Regions from separate parts of the Homo sapiens genome. Here region 2 is linked to region 1. A link is a loop called in an ENCODE intact Hi-C map of the cell type or tissue named here. Cell type or tissue: chondrocyte. All regions are shown on one strand. Links, peaks and the distances in the headings refer to the core of each region. The heading gives the core; the rest is flanking DNA. Region 1 has its middle 93 kb from the start of GEMIN8. Region 2 overlaps GEMIN8 (gem nuclear organelle associated protein 8).

Region 1 (16,736 bases), core at 8,206-10,705:
ATAAAGTACTGCATCAAATCACATTATCTTAAGAGCTTGACTTACATTGCTAATTACATTTCCATTCTTTGCCCATTGTGTGAAGGAACAGATGCCTGAATTTAAGCACCCATCTTAAAATCCACCATTTAAACATTCTTTTCGGGAAGACATTGTGAAACATTTCTAAATCTAAAACAGTGACCCAATGCACATACAATATAGCAGGTTTTCTAGGCTCCTTCTGACCCTCGCTTCCAATGTTCTTGTTCTTTTTGCGCTGGAACTATTTTGCAAGTATGGTCAGATGTCTCAGAAAACATTGACTTATAGTCTCCATTTGCAGGGAGGAGTCTAGGTTGTGGGGGCTGGGATGTAGGAATGGCAGAGATCAATGGCTATAGAAAACGGATCTCTAAACAAGGGGGAAATCAGTCCTTTCTCTTCCAACTCCTGCATCTCTCAAACACATGAACAAACGTAATGAAGACATGACTAAGGACGGAACGTGCAGGAAGGTTGCCTTAAGGGCTTAATCTGGTTAGATTTGATTACAGCTAAGAAGATGAATTCTAAATTTGGAAAGGCCATCAAGGTAACTAAGGATGTGACTAGATCCTTCATGTCTTTCCACTTAATGAGAACAAAAGATGATGAAAACTATTTTAGTAAGCAAAAGGATCTTCACAGATTCAGTCCTTTCAGAGATAAGGTGCACTAATCATTAGAAGTTACCAAGGAAAGCCAGGCACACTATTTCCCCAGGAGGTTGGCCTCATTATCGAGATGGTTTAGGCACCATTTTACTCCAAGGAAGAATGACTTAGGTGGTCTGCAAAGCTCCCCATTATATCTCCAGATTCTCTGATGATGTAAGAAAAAGATTAAAAAAAAAAAAACTTCCTTCAACTAAAAAAAACCAAGCATTCCTTTTGGAAAGAAAAACCTTTTAGACAAGAAATCCTCCCATTCTGCAGATGTGCTCAACCAAGTTCTCAACAATGCTACTACTCAGATTTTATGATATTGTGAGAAACAAAAGGTTTTCAATCCCTCTTACCCTTTAAGTAGTGGTAATCAATATGGTGCTCCCCTCCTCCCTCCCTGGGTTATCTGGCAATGTCTGGAGACATTTTTGGTTGTTACAACTAGAGGACTGTTACAACATGTAGTATGTAGAGAACACAGATGCTGCAAAACACTCTATAATGCGCAGGACAGCCCTCATACTCCCCCAACAAAGAATCACCCAGCCCAAAATGTCAATAGTGCTGAGGTTGAGAAACCCTGCTCTAAAACTATACTTAGAAAGGAAGAAAAAAGGACTTCTTTTATTTTAGTATCTATCTCCAGTTGGTCCAAAGAAGAAAATAGAATTTAACAGTCCTACAAAAACTAAACAAATAAATACCCAAGCAAATACTAAGCTCAACTCAAGATCTACTCTAACTCAAGATTGTTTATAATAGACCTTGTTATACCAAGTTCAAATATACTGAATTATATACAGCCATTAAGAGTAAAATTCCAAAGATCAGGTTTAAATACTTTTTCTTTTGGCAGATTTTATTTTTTTCTAACCAAGTAAGCAATTCTTACTTTTAGATACTTAAATTCTATTTTTGATTACTAGAAAATGTACTCCTTTTTCATTAAGTGGTCAACTTACCTATCAGATATAATTATTACATGTAAGTATCAAGCTATTAAAATAAATTTTAGAAATATTGATCAAGAAAAATAATGAGAATACCAATTACCTACATCACTAGAAATGAACAAGGGAGGCCGGGCACGGTGGCTCACACCTATAATCCCAGCACTTTGGGAGGCCGAGGCGGGCAGATCACGAGGTCAGGAGATCGAGACCACCCTGGCTAACACGGTGAAACCCCGTCTCTACTAAAAATACAAAAAATTAGCCAGGCGTGGTTGTGGGCACCTGTAGTCCCAGCTACTCGAGAGACTGAGGCAGAAGAATGGCGTGAGCCCGGGAGGTGAAGCTTGCAGTAAGCCGAGATCGTGCCACTGCACTCCAGCCTGGGTAACAGAGCGAGACTCCGTCTCAAAAAAAAAAAAAGAAACGAACAAGGGAACATCACTACAGATACTATAGATAACAGGATTAAACAGATAATACAAAATATTATGAACAACTTTGTGCCAACAAATAACTTAGATAAAATGGACAAAGCCCTTGAAAGCCACAATTTACCAAAATTGAAACAAAGAGAAAGTCTGAATATTCCTCTGCTAAAGAAATACACTTCATAACTTAAACATTTCTACAAAGAAAACTCCAGACCCAACTGGCTTCACTGGTAAATTCTTGCAAATATTTAAGGAAAAAAAAATGGCTGGGCACAGTGGCTCACACCTTTAATCCCAGCACTTTGGGAGGCTGAGGCAGGCAGATCACCTGAAGTCAGTAGCTCAAGACCAGCCTGGCCAACATAGTGAAATCTGTATCTACTAAAAATACAAAAAATTAGCCAGGCATGGTGGTGCATACCTGTAATCCCAGTTACTTTGGAGGCTGAGACAGGAGAATCGCTTGGACCCAAGAGGCTGAGGTTGCAGTGAGCTGAGATCACACCACTGCACTTCAGCCTGGGTGACAGAACTAGACTGTCTCAAAAAAACAAAAACAAAACAACAACAACAACAAATCCCACTTTTAAAATTAATAATCCATCATGCCTGTAATCCCAGCACTTTGGGAGGCCAAGGCGGGCGGATCACAAGGTCAGGCTATCATGGTGAAACCCCATCTCTACTAAAAATACAAAAAATTAGCCGGGCATGGTGGTGGGCGCCTGTAGTCCCAGCTACTCCGGAGGCTGAGGCGAGAGAATGGCGTGAACCCAGGAGGCAGAGCTTGCAGTGAGCCGAGATCGCACCACTGCACTCCAGCCTGGGCTACAGAGTGAGACTCCTTCTCAAAAAAAAAAGAAAAAAGAAAAAAAGAAAAATAAATAAATAAAATTAATAATCGAGTAAATAAATAGACATGGAAGTTGGTTCTGTTCCAATCCTCAACCCCTCTGTAGTCATGCCAAAGATCACCCCAATATCTTTCCATCCCAGAAAGCTAATACTTCCCTTCCTTCTCAAAAGGGATGAAACAATGGACTTACAAAAAAACATTTTTGTAAGATTCATTTATATGTGTCCATTTGTAATCAACTAAAATTCATTACTCCCATCTGGCTTTCAGTTCCCTGACCAAATCGTATTTCCTACTCTCTCCCATACCTACTCTCTGCTATGGCCAGGTCAGTTTCTTCAGAATTGCCCCAACAAACCTTGCTCACTCCTACCTCTCTTTCATGGGTTATCCTAATCCCTTCCACCCTTCTCAACACTCCTCAAATCTAAGTCACCACTGGAAACTTCATATAAGCCACAAGGTTTTACCTTTATCAGAACTTCTAAACTTTTATCTGGAATTTTATAGTTAGACACAAACGATTCTCTCAGTGGGTTTCTTTTATCCCCTTGGGGAGACTGTCATTTCCCTCCAGCTGCCATGTGCCTGCTTAAAATCCCTTCCTGATTCTCTGTGACCAACAGGGTAATGACCAAGTTATTTCCTGGTACTTTACAATCTGGCCTCAGCTCTCCCCACTCCCCCACATTGAGGCCATTCCCAACTCAACATACCCACACAGCAGCCTCTGCCACGGCTCCTGCTTTTACACATTTGTATCCAGGGCCTGGACCATCCTCTCCCAGACACCTGGACACCCTGACCCCTATCTTCCTGCTCATGCTTGAAGACTCTCAGATTTAAAGTAACTGCCTCCCTAGGGAATCCCTCTTTGAAATACCACCTCCCCGCTTTTTTCCTCAGACAGATACTCTTTTTCCTACAGGATCTTGTACTTTTATTATAGTTGTTTATCTGCCTTTCAGAAATGACTGTGGTTATTTGAGAACAGAGTCTTGTTTATTTTTTGCTTCAAGACTTAGCACAGTACTTGGCTCATCTGAACAGGACTCTGTGAATGCTTGCTGAGTGAGCAGCTGTCCAATACTCCCCTGAGAGCCCCATGGTGATGGACATGTGACAGGAATTCAAAGGCTTAGAGACTGGCACATGCTAGTTGCATGATATTGTGGTAGGTACTCATTTAACCCTAATACACATGGTGAGGATGGAAACACAAAGCTGCCATTGCCTTTTAATTCTCAGGGCAATAATGAGTTTCAGGGAAACAAAGCCTTCAACCCCAATCTTTCCAGAACTTCAAAAACCTGATGAGAAGGAAGTACTTTTCACCAGAGAAAGAAAAGTATTTTATAGCAGCAGAAGAAAAAAAGCTCAAGGCAAAAAAAAAGCTAATGAAAGAACATCCAAACTGCTCTTTCAATTGTTTCTGTGTCTGTATGCCTGGCAGCAATCAAATTACTTCTAAAGCAACTTCAAGCTCTGAAATTGTTATTCTGTGATAAAAGTATTATTATTAAAGAACAATAATTTACGTAATTTACCCTATTTTAGCATAGTTTACCAGAGTTTGCAGTACATCAATGTTAATTTAAATACCTTGAAATCTATAATTTTAATGTTGACAGACCTTAATAAAATGCATATGAATCCTCATTTTTAAACAAATATTTGTGTAACACCTATAATATGCCAATCATTCCAATGAACATTGGGGTATAACAATGAATAAAACGATTTCTGCTCTTGACAAATTTGGTATTTGAACAGAAAGAAGCATATGAAAAACACTAACAAGCCAGCCATCATGTTAAAATTATTAAATGGATGATGATGGCTCAAAATATAGCAGATGCTCTCTTACCAATGTTTACCTAAAGGACCCCACCCATTTACCCCATATCCTCCATTCTTTTTCTAAACCATACTGATCATTGTCCAGAACTTGGGTTGTAGGCTCTTTTGCAATATATGTATGTACTGCTTCTCCCCCAAGTAGTGTACTTAAGAAGAGTCAGTGGTGTTTGTTCCCAAACCTGTTTATGCCAGTTGTACTTGTTACTAGAATTATGAAACTTAATTCGATATTACATAAACTAATAAAATAGGAGTGCCAAACGAGAGAGTTTTTTCCTTTCTTTGAAAACCAGGTTGATTACTTTGGAGAGTCTTAACAAAAATGAGTCACTTGAGAAAATAGTTGCAAAAGTAAGTACGGGCAAATTTAAAGGTTTAAGGGGAGTGGGGTAGGTGATATAAAGGGATTCTGCCCAGAGATTGGTTCCCAATGCCTTTAGGTTTTCATTCTACTTTAATGTAAGAATCTGAAGCTGAAAATCAGAAGCCAATGAATTTTGGCTGTGATTTAATGTAAGAAAGACTTCTAGGAACTCCAATCAGGTCCTTGCACTCAAAGCAAAGGCCTTGACTCTACAATAAAATATCAGCAAATTAATGTTTAAAGTTAAACAAAATGTTTAGGCTACATAAGTGGCACGTTTTATGATTGATCCCTTTGGCATTTTCAATAAACCATCCAGCTGCTTGGTCCTGGATGTAGCAGATAAGGGTTTTCTCGGAGAAGCCAGGTGGTTTGGTCAACAGCTTTCGGTAGAGCAAAAATATAATAAAGAATTAATGACTTCCTGTTTGTCACAAACAGTACTCCGTGGTATTCGACTATGAGGTTTACTCAAAATGTCGGTTTGTGTCCCGATATTAAAAGGGAGCTCTCTCCAAGATCCAAGGGTGGGCTCCTTACTAGATCTTTAGACTCAGAGGGAGGGAAGCTAGCATATTCTGGGATCACTTCCTGCCCAGTTATTCAGCAGGATTCCATTCCTTTTTGTCTCCCACTGCATCTGAATTCCTGAGCAAGCTTCCAGAACCAAGCATTGCATGTATGGGTCTTCAGCGTGCTTCTTTCTGAGTGCAGCCTCTGAGGGTGGCTTGAGCCTGGATGTCGGGGAAGAAAGGGATTTAAGGAAAAGAGGTCAGGAGAAGCCAAAGCTGGAAGTGTTAAAGAGGGAGAACATTATAGCTTCCTCCACCAGTTCCCTTGGAGAAGAGCCAATCATACTGGAAGCATGCACATCGAAGATGCCAGCATTTAACCCAACTACAGGTGACACTTCTGATGCTGGCTTCATGCATTCAAGTAGTGTTTAGACCATCAGGGAGCTGTTTTCTCGTGGTTTTCAAGCATAACATTACTCTCTCATTTCTTTTTTTCTAAATTACATATTGGTTGACCTGTAAAGACCCAAAGAAATAATTTCATCAAATTCTTTTATTTTATAGTCAACTAAAATTATGAAGAGAAAATGATTTACCCACGATCACACAGCAAACTAGTGGGCAAGCTGGGGCAGGCACCAGGGCCTCTCTGCTTAACAGCCTTCTTTGCTTCCTGGCTCCAGGAACCAGAAGCATGAGCACCCACTGGGAGCTTGTTACAAATGCAGAAACTCAGGCCCCACCCAGGCCCACTGAATCAGACACTGCTTTTTTAACAAGATCGCTAGATGATCTGTACACATATTAAAAAGAACTGCTCTAGACCAAAATTTTTTATAATGCTATTTAGTGAAATTATTGACATTTAAATACATAATCCTTATAAAAACTTCCTTACCACAAAATGGGTTGAAACAATTATTTCAATATTTTGTTGTATCTGATCATTTCGTATACAGTTTCCATTTAAAATGATAGGCAATTGGCCACTCACAGTGGCTCACGCCTGTAATCCCAGCACTTTGGGAAGCAGAGGAGGGAGGATCACTTGAGGCCAGGAGTTTGAGACCAGTTTGGGCACCATAGAAATACCCTATCTCTACAAAAAAAAAAAAAAAAAAAAAACTGTAAAGCTTAATCGGGCATGGTGACACATGCCTGTAGTCCCAGCTACTTGGGAGGCTGAGGTGGGACGACTGCTTCAGCCCAGGAGTTCCAGGCCACAGTGAGTTATTACATCAGGCCACTGCAGTACAGCATGGACAGAGTGAGACCCTGTCTCCAAAAGATAAATAAATAAAAATAAAACAATTATAGGCAAAGAAACAAAATCCGCATTTCTCTCTGGATACATAAGCCATATTAAAGCAGCTTGGATATTCCACAAATGCCTTATAAGAGGTTATTACATGGAATTCACTTAATTGCTATGCCTTCAGGCCTATGAACAAGGTAACAGAATCAAAATTCTGTTGGGCAATGCAAGTTCCTATCAGATAAAACCAGAGTTAACACTGAAGGGTGTGTGTGTCTGTGTGCTGTGTGTGTGCACTCTCACTCACCTTCACAATATGTGCAGCCAAACATGGAACCCTTCAGCCAGAGAAATAGTTTCAACACACTCATTTAGGTAGCGTACTGCATACACAATACAGCAACATCTCATTGTGCAAAACGACCAAAGTTACTGAACAGTCAAATACACTTCAGACATCAATTGGCTCATTCCATTTACCTGAACCCTCCAGAAGAGGCAAATCCATAGAGACAGAAAGTAGGTTAGTGCTTGCCAGGGGCTGGGGGGAGAAGAGAATGAGGAGTGACTGCGAAATGGGTACAAGATTTCTTTTTGGGGTTGATGACAATGTTCTAACATTAGATAGTAGTGATGGCTGCACAAATCTGAATATACTGAAGACCACTGACTTGTATACTTAAACGTGTGAATTGTATGATATGTGAATTACATCTTAAGGCTATAAAAAAACTGGCTTAACAATGAAAAACCCATGTTTTCTTTCAAGATGTAATGAAAAGTGAAATTACACATATCACCACTACTCATTATTTTATTTTTAGGTTAAAGATTGCAAATACCTTAAAATTTGAGTCTGAAGGGACTTTTATTTCTACAAACCTCATCTATTTTACCAGTAAATTAACTGATCCTGGTTAAGGAACTAATTGTATTAAGAACCAAAGTCCCGACTTAATGGGCCAATGGTCAGAATTTTCCCAACGTTAAATCATTTCAATTAAAACATTCATAAGAGGATGCACGGTAATTAAATACATCTGGAAAAATAAAACCAGTTCATGGCCCTGTGGTGTATTTACTAAGAGTCTACCAAAGGAAATCAGTATGTTTCCTTTTTTACATGAAGGGAACTTTCTTTTTAATGTAAAAACTAAAACCAAAACCAAGGATACTGCCAGAACCAGTGAAGTATGCACAAATTAACATAAATTGGCAATTGAAATGTGGAGCCAACAATTGTCCAAAACACAAAGTACTTCCTTAAGAACAGGTCTCTGGCTCGGGCCTTTGCTTCATGAGAACTGCACCCAACTCCACACCTGTTTAAAAATGAAGCCCACCCTACCCCTAAATCAGTCCAAAGTATTGTGAAAGCTGTTCTGGAGAAGGTCCCCGTGTGATAATTCCACGTACAAATCCAAACGCCTAGCGTTAAATTAAAATAACGATTTCAGAAAAAGTAGTTGATGCTTTCCTCAATACCACACTTGTTCGTAACTGTAACATCTTTGGTGGCAATTATCACCAAAGTGATCACAGGCTGAGTAGCAGTCATCCTCTGAGCCTCATTTTGTGTATGAGCCTCATTTAAAACGGAGGTTGAATGGTTTGACTGCTCACATGGGGGACATTAAGAGAAGTAGGAACCTGAGTTACAGGCCACTCGATTCTGCCCTTTCTAGAAGGATCTTATGCTAGTTCTTGCCTTTTTAGAAAGAAATTTTCCTGTTGGATTTGGTGGGCCTTATCTCCTTTCATATTTTGATCACCTAGTAAATTTTTTAAAAATGTAAACCAGAAAATTATTTGAGCTTCCTTTGAAATGCAAAAAAGTGCCCCCTTTACTCCTCACCAAAATTTTAATCCGTACAAAATTATCGCCCCCCCACACACAATTAATAGCAAAGATAATGTGAAAGAGGGGGATGAATGATTAGGGGAAGCGGAGGAGCGGGCAAGCAATTCCCAAGCCCTCACCATTAACTCGCAATGGTTAAACCCACTGACGTCCTCGTTAGGAATGCTCTTCACAGTCTTTGTGGCTTGTGGCTGGAGTCTGTCACTAGAGAAAGATAACGGAGCAGGAGGAGAAAAACCCTTTCCCAAGCACAGCTGTCACACGTTTTCAGGAGTGCTGCGGAATGAGGCTGATTTCCACAGCACTCTTTACGAGTTTTCCTCCCAATACAGAGTCCCCACTTAAAGACATGTTGCTGACGGCAGCATTTCAGGGTGTTAGGAAGTGACAAAAAGAATCCTACAGCCGCCTTACACCAGCCTCGGGCCAGGTTGGAGATTTCAGATTTTAACCCTCCGGAGCTGAGCCTTTTGCCGTTGCTAGTCGTTCCCCCGTTGCATTGGAACCCGCTCAGCACACCGCCTCCACCTGCACCCGGGCCGCATTTTAATAGTTGGAACAAGGGACAAAGAGGAGAGACTCAGCCTCCGTCCCATGCTGTCCAGAGTCTCTCCTGTCACTTTCCTGGTTTCAAGGGTCATGGTTTCGAAATGAGCTCCCGGAAGACCCCAGGCTTGGGGAACCGGGTGTTTGTTTCGCGCGGGCTTAAGGAGAACAGAAGCACGGCGGGGCGGGGCGGGGCAGGACTGGACTGGGAGCTCGGGCGACAGGGAGAGCGTCCCGGGAAACAGGCAAGAAGCGACTCTCTACTGGCCCCTTAAAATAAAGCACTAGCCCGGGACGCGCCGTCTGTTCTCTCTGCAACCCCTCCCGGGTACCCAGCTCTTAGGCTCCCGCGAGCCGCACGTGCGGGGGTGCAGCCTGGCCGCAGCCGGAGCGGGGACCACCCCCCCCACAGGATACAACAGGGAAGCGCACCTGGGCGTTCCGGACACCTGCGCCGCGCCCCTCCCACCTCCAGCGTCCCGGCTTCGTCGCAGAGGTGGCCGAGGAGGCGCCACCTGAGCGGGGGAGGGGCGGGACCCTCGGAAGGGCGCGCCCTCCCGGGGCGGGGGCGCGAGACCGTGGCCGTGGCGCGCAGCCAGCGCGCTCGCTTACCCATGGCTGGAGACTGGCGGGAGGGGTGAGGGCTGCGGGGCGTTCGGGCTCCCCGGGGACGGGCAGAGCCGGTGGCACAAGTTTGCAGGTCTCGCGGGCACGTGCGCTGACCGGGCTTCTGCGGGCTGCGCTGCGCTGCGCGGGGCTGGCCGCTGGCTCCTAGCTCCCGGCCGGGGTGGGAGCGCGGCGCGGCTCCGCCTGCACTGGGGGCCGGCCGCGCGGAGAGGGGCCCTGACGTCAGCGCCGGGGGCTTTGTGCGCCCGGAGCTAGGGCCCGATTGGGGGCAGCGGGCGCGCGGAGTCTGCAGGCAAAGCTCGCGGCTTCCTCTGGGACCCCCCCGGGCGAGCGCCGAGGGTCGCGGGAACCGGAAAAGCCAGCGAGGGGGATGGGTAGAGAGGGGAGTGGGCTTCTAGGATCGCGGAGGCGGCGATCCGCGTCCCAGATGAAAACTATTATGGCCTGGGGAGGTTGGGGGGAGCGGGGGGCTTTGAGGTCTTAGCCACACCCGTTGTATAGATAAAGAAACTGAGGCCCGGGACACTGGACCAAGGGCACTTAGTACTTAGCGTTGCCTCAATCCACAGTCTCAGTTCCTTTTGTTCAGATACGAGTCGTTACTTAATTCAGTGGTCTCAACCCTGGCTGCAGAGGAGAAATCAGCTGGGGAGCTTCTGGAAACCGGATTTCATCATGGCCTCTGCGGGTGGGACCCAGGCATCCGTTCTTTAAAAGCTCCCCAGGTGATTCCAATGTGCATCCAAGGTTGCGAAACATTGACATAAGTAACTTGTCGGTGGCTAATGACTTAGAAAGACACAGGTAGCACCCTCCAATCTAGAGTGGTGCCAGATTTGCTGGTGTCCGTTATCACCCCTCTTGATTCCTGGAAGTCCACCCCTGGAAGGCTCTTGGAGACTTTGCAGGCTAGCTCCAGTCAACCATTTCTCCCGCTGCTCAGGCCTCGCGCTTGAGCCTTTAAGTGAATTAAATGGTTTAACAGTGTCCAGGGCTTAAATTCCTTCTGTCTCCTTAGAGAATTTTCCTGTCTCCAAAGGTATTAGAAGAGTCATGGGACCCTTGCAGTTTTTGTAGGACTAACGCTCTCTGTGACATTTCTGAGCCTGATGTTCCCCCCTGATATTTTTTGTTGTGTTCTTTTATTGTTCTGAAAATACATCATGTTATTTGAACAGAGGGTTACATAAACAGTGACAATAGATAGTACACTTTAGGGACATTTAAGCCAAAAGAGAGGCTTTAGGACTGAGAAAGGATGGAGGAGGCAAACATTTCATCTATTGAAATTTATTGGATTAGGAAAGATTTTATCAAGGCAGAGCTCTAGAAAGCCTAATAATATTTTACATGAAAGGACAGAGATTTGTGCTAGGCGGATCAGTGGCTCATTTTCACAATCCCACGGGAATAGTCATTTCTAACCAATCTTCATGCAGTCATAAAACAACAGGGAGCTCATAGGTATAACTTGTTGTCCTCCTGTTAAGAGGAAGTAATCCATTTGCGCCATTCCTGAGTGCAAGTGTATGTAGGAATCCAACAATAACAGAGGCTGCCTGTAAGGTAGAGGAAGACAAAGGTGGACTGGGTGAGAGCAATGAGGAATTCATGCTAAGTCCTAGTTGAGGGAAGGGTGAGTTTGGTCGGTTCCTACATCTTGAGGGTTTCCTAGGAGACCCTGAAAACAACAGAAGGGAACTCAGGCATGACCATCTGAAATAGTACTTTGGCAAGACATGACCTTAATGAGCCTCTCTGGAACGAGGAACTCTAAGGTTTTATGTACTGAGATGAAAGTAAACTCCTTGGTCTACTTTCTGTCATTCCCTAGAAGTCTTACGTTTTTTTTTTTGTTTTTTTTTTTTTGTCTTTTTTTTCCCCAAAGAAAGAACAGCTGTCTAAATATTGGAGCTAGCCACAATGGATGCTGTGATAAAAACTGAGTTCTAACAATTGTGTATACAATCAGGGGAAAGCCACATTTTAACAGAAAATTTTCCTCACTTTGTGAGTATCATGGATTGATTTCAACAAGCAATTGTCCCTAAAACCCTTAAGAAAAAAAAATAGCATTTGGGAAATTAGTGAAGGCTGCTATAGACGATGCAGATGATGGCTAGTAAGTATATTTCATTTCACTATTATTCAAAGAAATGCTATCTTAAAATAATAAACCATTTTTCTCAAGTAACTGAAATCTTTAAAAATTAAAGCAAGATTACACCTGCAGGTGGGTGAGTCAATTGGTCTAGCCTTTCTGGAAAGCCATTTGGCTGTACTACCAAGAGAATTAAAAATATTCACAGCCTCTGACCTAATAATCCCTCTTCTGGGACTCTCTCCTAAGTAAATAACAACTGTTTTGATCAAAATTAATGTGAAAGGAGGTTTATTGTAGAGTGAGATGTAATAGCAAAAAAACAACAAAACAAAACAAAAAAAGCAACAGTTGCTCAACAGAAGGGAATTAGTTATATAAATGATTGTCGACCTAGTTCAGGGGTTCTTGACTGGGAGCAATTTCGCCCCCAGGAGACATTTAGCAGTGTCTGGAGAGAGTTTTGGTTGTCACAACTGGGGATAGGGTGGGGGGCTTACTGGCATCCAGTGGGTAAGGGTCAGGGATGCAGCTCAATGTCCTACAGTGCAGAGGACAGCTCCCCTCCCCACAACAAAGAATGATCTGGCCCCAGATGTCAATAGTGCCGAGGTTGAGAAACCCTGATCTGTATGATCGGATATCATGTAGCCTTGTTTGCAAAGAATTATGTAGAAAAATGCTCAGAGATGTTTTAAAAGCCAAATAAAAAGCTGAATATACAACATAATCCTAGTCATGTTAGTGTATACGTGTGTACGTGTGTGTGTGTCTGTGTGTGTGTATTGAAAAACACAAAGAAAATACACTATGGTAGAGACTATTACTTTTTCAACATTTTTTTCTATCTGGCCACACAGCCAGACTCCATTTCCCCTTAACTCCTTAACAGTTAAATGCGGCTACCTGATTGAGTTGTAGCCAAAGAGGTCAGAAGTGAGGTCCACCACTTCCGGGCTTATCCCTAAAACCTTAAACATATTGCTTCTACATGCCTTCCTCTTCTCCCAGCAGGAATGAGACGTTGACCCCTAGGGTGCTTTTGGAAGCCACGGGTTGAAGTTGAAATTGTCTTATCAGCCTAGGTCACTGAATGACTTTGCCTCCGTCCTCCTCCACACACTGACAATTTGTAACTGACTTGGACATGTTTGTGACCCAGAAATAAACTGCTATTATGTTTAAGCCATTATGTATTTTGGGAGTTATTTGTTATAACAGCGACCCAACCCTAACTAATATATCCATATATTCACTTCTACCAAAATATTAACAGGGTTTGTCTCTGGGATGTGAGATTAATAGAATTGTTAGTTTTATTTGTATACCTTGTTATGTTTTCCCGGACTTCTATAATGAGCAAGAATTACTTTTATAATGAGGAAAACACAGGCATACCTTACTCCACAGTAGATACAGTCTTCTAATAATTTGATTTTAAACTATCAATAAAATCATATTTCCAACTAATTTTTAAAATTTGATTGAGGGGCCAGATGCAGTGGCTCATGCCTGTAATCCCAACACTTTGAGAGGCTGAGGCGGGAGGATCACTTGAGCCTAAGAGTTCAAGAACAGCCTGGGCAATGTGGTGAGACCCTGTCTCTGCAAAAGCAAAAAACTTAGCCAGGCATGGTGGTGCACTGCTGTAGTCCTAGCTACTTGGGAGGCTGAGGTAAGAGGAACGCTTGAGCCCGGGAGGCAGAGGCTGCAGTGAGTTATGATGGTGTCATTGTACTTGAGCCTGGGCGACAGAGCGAGACCCTGTCTCTAAAAAACAAAACACACACAAAAAATTGAGGTTTAGCAGAACTTCGATACCTCATCTAGGAGTACAAAATAATTATAAACCATAAGGATGCATTTTGTCTGTTCCAATCTTTTTTTTGTTTTTGAGACGTAGTCTCGCACTGTTGCCTGGGCTGGAGTGTAATGGCACAGTCTCAGCTCACTGCAACCTCCGCCTCCTGGGTTCACGTGATTCTCCTGCCTCAGCCTCCCAAGTAGCTGGGATTACAGGCACACACCACCACACCTGGCTAATTTTTTGTATTTTTAGTAGAGACGGGGGTTTCACTACATTCGCCAGACTGGTCTCGAACTCTTGACCTCATGATCTGCCCACCTCAGCCTCCCAAAGAGCTGGGATTACAGGCGTGAGTCACTGCGCCCAGCCTGTTCCAATCTTTTTTATCCAGCTTTGTTGAAGTATAATTGATAAATTAAAATTGTATGTATTTACCATGTATAACGAGATGTTTTGATATGTGTATACATTGTAAAATGATAATCACAATCAAGTTAACATCTATCGCCATATCTAGTTATTTCTGTGTGTGTGTGTGTGTGTGTGTGTGTGTGTATGTGTGTCGTGAAAACATTTAAGACCTACTCTCTTAGGCCAGGCGCAGTGGCTCACGCCAGTAATCCCAGCACTTTGGGAAGCCAAGCGGGGGTGGATCACCTGAGTCCAAGAGTTCAAGACCAGCCTGGGCAACATGGCAAAACCCTGTCTCTACAAAAAAAAAAAAAAAAAAAAAATTAGCCAGGCATGGTGGTGTGCGCCTATAATCCTAGCACCTCAGGAGGCTGAGGCATGAGAATCACTTTAGCTGGGAGGTGGAGGTTGCAGTAAGCTGAGATTGCACCAGCCTGGGTGACAGAGTGAGACCCTGTCCAAAAACAAACAACAACCTACTCTCTTAGCAATTTTCAGGTATACAATACAGTGATATTAACTATAGTCTTTTGGGGGACATTTACTCACTTGTGTGCCTCACTCCTTCCTGTTTAATAAGCACTCAGGGATCTTGTCTCTCCAGCACAATCCCTGTATGGGCAGAAACCTGGCTTGATGTTTGATTCTTACAAATCTCTTTACCTCCTGCTTACTCTAGTTCCTTTCTCAGCATATCATGCATGGTTTAGATCCTTTTTTTTTTTTTTTTTTTTTGACGGAGTCTTGCTCTGTCACCCAGGCTGGAGTGCAGCGGCACTATCTCGGCTCACTGCAACCTCCGCCTCTCGGGTTCACGCCATTCTCCTGCCTCAGCCTCCTGAGTAGCTGGAACTACAGGTGCCTGCCACCATGCCCAGCTAATTTTTTGTATTTTTAGTAGAGACGGGGTTTCACCGTGTTAGCCAGGATGGTCTCAATCTCCTGACCTGGTGATCCGCCCGCCTCGGCCTCCCAAAGTACTGGGATTACAGACTTGAGCTACCGCGCCTGGCCCGGTTTATATCCTTTATAGACTTCTCTCCTGTCTCTCAGCAAGACGGCTACTTTCTCAAGCCAATGGGAGGTCCATGAACTGGTCACCTATGGACAAAATGAAAAAAGACAGTTCCATTTGTACAACTAAATGAAAATGTTAGCAAACCTTGACAATGTAAAAGTGTAGCTGACACAAAGTGGAACACAGGAGAATATGAATGAAAAAGCAGCATCACAGATCAGTGGTTGCCAGAGGTTAGTGGGGAGAGAGGGATGAGTAGGCAGAGCACAGAGGATTTTCAGGGCAGTGTAACCACTCTGTATGATACTACCGTGGTAGATCCATGTCATTATACATTTGCCAAAACCCTCAGAATATACAACATCAAGAGTGAATCGTGATGTAAACTATGGACTTTGGGTGAAGTGATGAGTCAGTGTAGATCCATTCATTGTAACAACTGTCCCACTCTGATGCAGGATATCGATAGTGGGGGAAGGTATGCATGGCAAAGCAGGGGGTCTCTGAGAACTGTCCGTACACTGCTCAGTTTTACTGTGAATCTAAAACTGCTCTGAAAAACATGAAGTGCATTATAAAAAAAGCAACATCGCTAATATCCTCAGCTTCTCAAGTGGAAGTCAAAAGATACTGTCAAAATTTGATTGAAAATAGAGATTTGGGAGGGGGGCTAATGTAAGTAACATAAATCTTCATCTTTTATGTCAGGGAGTTAGTAGATACTGTTTAAAGTTGCTAAGTCAAGAAAGAGAGGACTAAGCATATTTTTTAGGCTAGGGCCATTGTTCTCAACCCCACTGGATCTGATGTTGCTTATAAACAAACATTTGTAATGCCATTTCTGCGCTCCTTAAATCCAAATCAAAGAAAAAACTCAATATAATTCCTTAACTATGAAGGATAACTGAAAATAGTTGCATGCATAGTGTCTATCTTGATGTGTAAGTCCTCAGGTACAATGAGAGTGGAAGATGTAATAAAGTCACCTAACAAGCAACCTACTTATAGAATCCCCATGAGTGGGACAAAGGCCACCTACAGAGATGTGTTGTTTTGTAATTCAAATACCAAGAGTGACCTTGCCATCAAAGTCACAATGTTCCAAAATAGAGAACAACTTGGTAAATTTCCCAGCAAAAGAAAGTGCAATCTTCCCTCAATTTACAAGATAATTGCCTCCCTGGAAAAAAATCACCATGTCTTAAAACCACCCCCCAAATATCTCACGTTTATATGTGAGATGGAGATATACTGATAATTAGAAGCAGATTTTTCATCTATATGAATGTCCAGAGGACAGTAAGCTGGGTGAGAAATGGGAACATGTCTTCATTGTTCAAGACCATGTTGTGCATTGCAGGAGGCCTGTCACCTTGTCCTGGGCCCATTAAATGCCAGTAGTTCCCCCACACCCCCTCACCGTGACAACTAAAAACACTTATGCC
Region 2 (2,500 bases), core at 1-2,500, 79 kb after region 1:
TTACTGGTGCAAGATCGGGCCCTGGCAGCTGCTTCTAATATAGACGAAGTCTTTAGATTCCAGTCTGACACCACAGTCTGTTCTCACCCTCACCAGACAATTCTCACATCTCCCTGGGACCAGCTAATGCATTCAGGGAAGGCTGTAGGAGCATGACACAGACGCTAAGAAAAGTAGTTTTGAATCATGCTGTAACTACACATTTTAAAAATACAAAGAATTGAAAGCTTGTTTAGGGACATTATTAGTAATATTGAAGTGGGTTAATTTTCCCAGTCCATGTACTTTACTGCATTAAATTTTATCAAGCAAGAATATCCTTGAAACAGAACTAAAAACTGTGTTAATTGCTAAATTTGATAGACACCAAAACTTTCATTCTTTCATGTCTTTAATATTCTAAATCAGTTTAAAAGTTTGAAAGGTGCCACCCAGAGCAGAAATATGACCTTTCTGAAGTCACAGAACATCTTATTAAAAATATGCAGAATCTTAGCTGGGCGCGGTAGCTCATGCCTATAATCCAGCACTTTGGGAGGCCGAGGCAGGTGGATCACCTGAGGTCAGGAGTTCAAGACCACTCTGGACAACATGGTGAAACACCATCTCTACTACTAATAAAAAAATTAGCTGGGTGTGGTGGTTGGCGCCTGAAATCCCAGCTACTTGGGAGGCCGAGGCAGGAGAATCACTTGAACCCGGGAGGCATAGGTTGTAGTGAGCTGAGATGGCGCCACTGTACTCTAGCCTGGGTGACAGAGTAAGAATCTGTCTCAAAAAAAAAAAAAAAAAAAAAAATATATATATATATATATATATATATGTACAGAATCTCAATCAAGCACTAATCAAGGCAAACGGTATCAGAGAAAAACCAATTTATGGTTAATAATCCATGTTAAAGGATGGGTTACTAGCAACTAACTGTAACAATAACATTTATTGGGCACCAACTTGGTACCAAGCACCATTCTATAACTTTTCTCATATTATCTCATGGATTCTTCACAATTACTACCCATTAGGGATTCTTCATAATTACTACCCACTAATTAGGATCCTATTTCATAGGTGAGGCAACTGAGGCAAAGAATGGTGAAGGCAGGGGGCTTACAGGAGGACGAGAACCTCTAATCAGCGAGTGGTAGAGTGAGGCTGGACCTCTGTGATTCAAGCAGTTCTGCCACAGCTGCCTCCATACACTGTTGCCAGCAATAATATGAATACTGGAAAATGAGGTTCAAGATGGAAGTTGCAAGGGTTTTCATAAAATTCCCTTTTATGATGGTTTGCTATCTAGATCACAGTAAAACAAATAAGTAATACAGTTTTTTCAGACAGATGACAAGAACTGTGGGTTTACTTTATGTCCCAGTCACAGATTGCATTTGGGGACAAAGAAAATTCTCCCAGGGTGATTGTACTCCTTTCCTAGGGCTGCCATAACAAAGTACCATATACTGGGTGGTTTAAAACAACAGAAATGTATTGTCTCATGGCTCTGGAGGTCAGAAGTCTGCAATCGAGGTGTTGGCAGGGCCATAAACCCTCTAAAGGTGCTAGGGAAGGATCTGTTCCAGGCCTCTCCCACCTTCTGGATGTTCCTTGGATTGTGGCGACATAATGTCAATCTTCACATGGTGTTTTCACTGCATGTGTGTCTGTCTCTGTGTCCGGATTTTGCCCTTTTTATAAGGACCTGAGTCACATAGGATTAGGATCCCTGTAATGACCTCACTTAACCTCAATTACCTCTGGAAAGACCCTGTCTTTAAATAAGGTCACATTCTGAGGAACTGGGGGTTAGGATTCCACTGTATCTTTCTTGGGGAGATACAATTCAACCCAGATGATGAAAGTGCAATTTGGAGCCGTAAAGTAACTAGACAGATTTGGAAATAATATGAAACACAGAGATGAAGCTTATCAAGTTTATAATGCACACAAGGCCTAGCTCATTCTGTAAAATGTCCCACAGAATCACTGCAAGTGTAGCACTCTATGGGTAAGATTTGCCAACCTCTGATTTAAGGCTTCTAATTCACACTGAAAGACTTCATTTATTCACTCAAAATAATATTAAGTGGCAAGTATGACTTAGCAGGTAATTTTCATGATTTTGTTTACCTACCTAGAGTTCTACCTAACAATGGCAAGAGGGAGGAATAGGGATGGTTGTTAACAATATCTGTAACTGAACCGTTCACATTTTTTCTTTGGTGCAAGGACACATTTCATTGTTTTATCTTTATTTTATTCATATCCACTTTTTATTGACTAACTCAAGTTTATTTTAAACCAGCAGATAATTCAAAGTCACCTTTGAGATGACTGGGATTTGCTTCCATCCATAATTACAATTTCCATCATAAAAGTATCAACCTCTAGTGGGCAAAACATGTTATTCTACTTTCTGGTAAGGACAAGAGTAATAAACTCGATCTCCATCCCATTTTCTCTGTCAAAAGCTGTAACAAACAGCATTCCAACCCAAACATGG

Evidence for each region. A loop is a pair of places that touch in the nucleus more often than their neighbours do. Peaks named below come from ENCODE experiments on the same cell type or tissue, not always from the same donor. Only the 100,000 strongest peaks of a DNase experiment are listed, where the experiment ranks them.
Region 2: it touches region 1 in a loop (2.1-fold over the local background); 14 of 110 quality-filtered maps call a loop at or near these places.

Annotation. Positions count from the first base shown.
Region 1 is chrX:13,928,568-13,945,303 of GRCh38, forward strand. It overlaps a transcript of GPM6B not described here. Among named protein-coding and RNA genes, the nearest start is that of GEMIN8, 93 kb to the right of the region's middle. In chondrocyte, for the core only: no CTCF peak of the experiment used is centred there; DNase peaks (open chromatin) are centred at 9,608 and 9,973.
Region 2 is chrX:14,016,070-14,018,569 of GRCh38, forward strand. All of the region lies in intron 4 of GEMIN8 (gem nuclear organelle associated protein 8), which reads right to left. Among named protein-coding and RNA genes, the nearest start is that of GEMIN8, 13 kb to the right of the region's middle. In chondrocyte, for the core only: no CTCF peak of the experiment used is centred there; no DNase peak of the experiment used is centred there.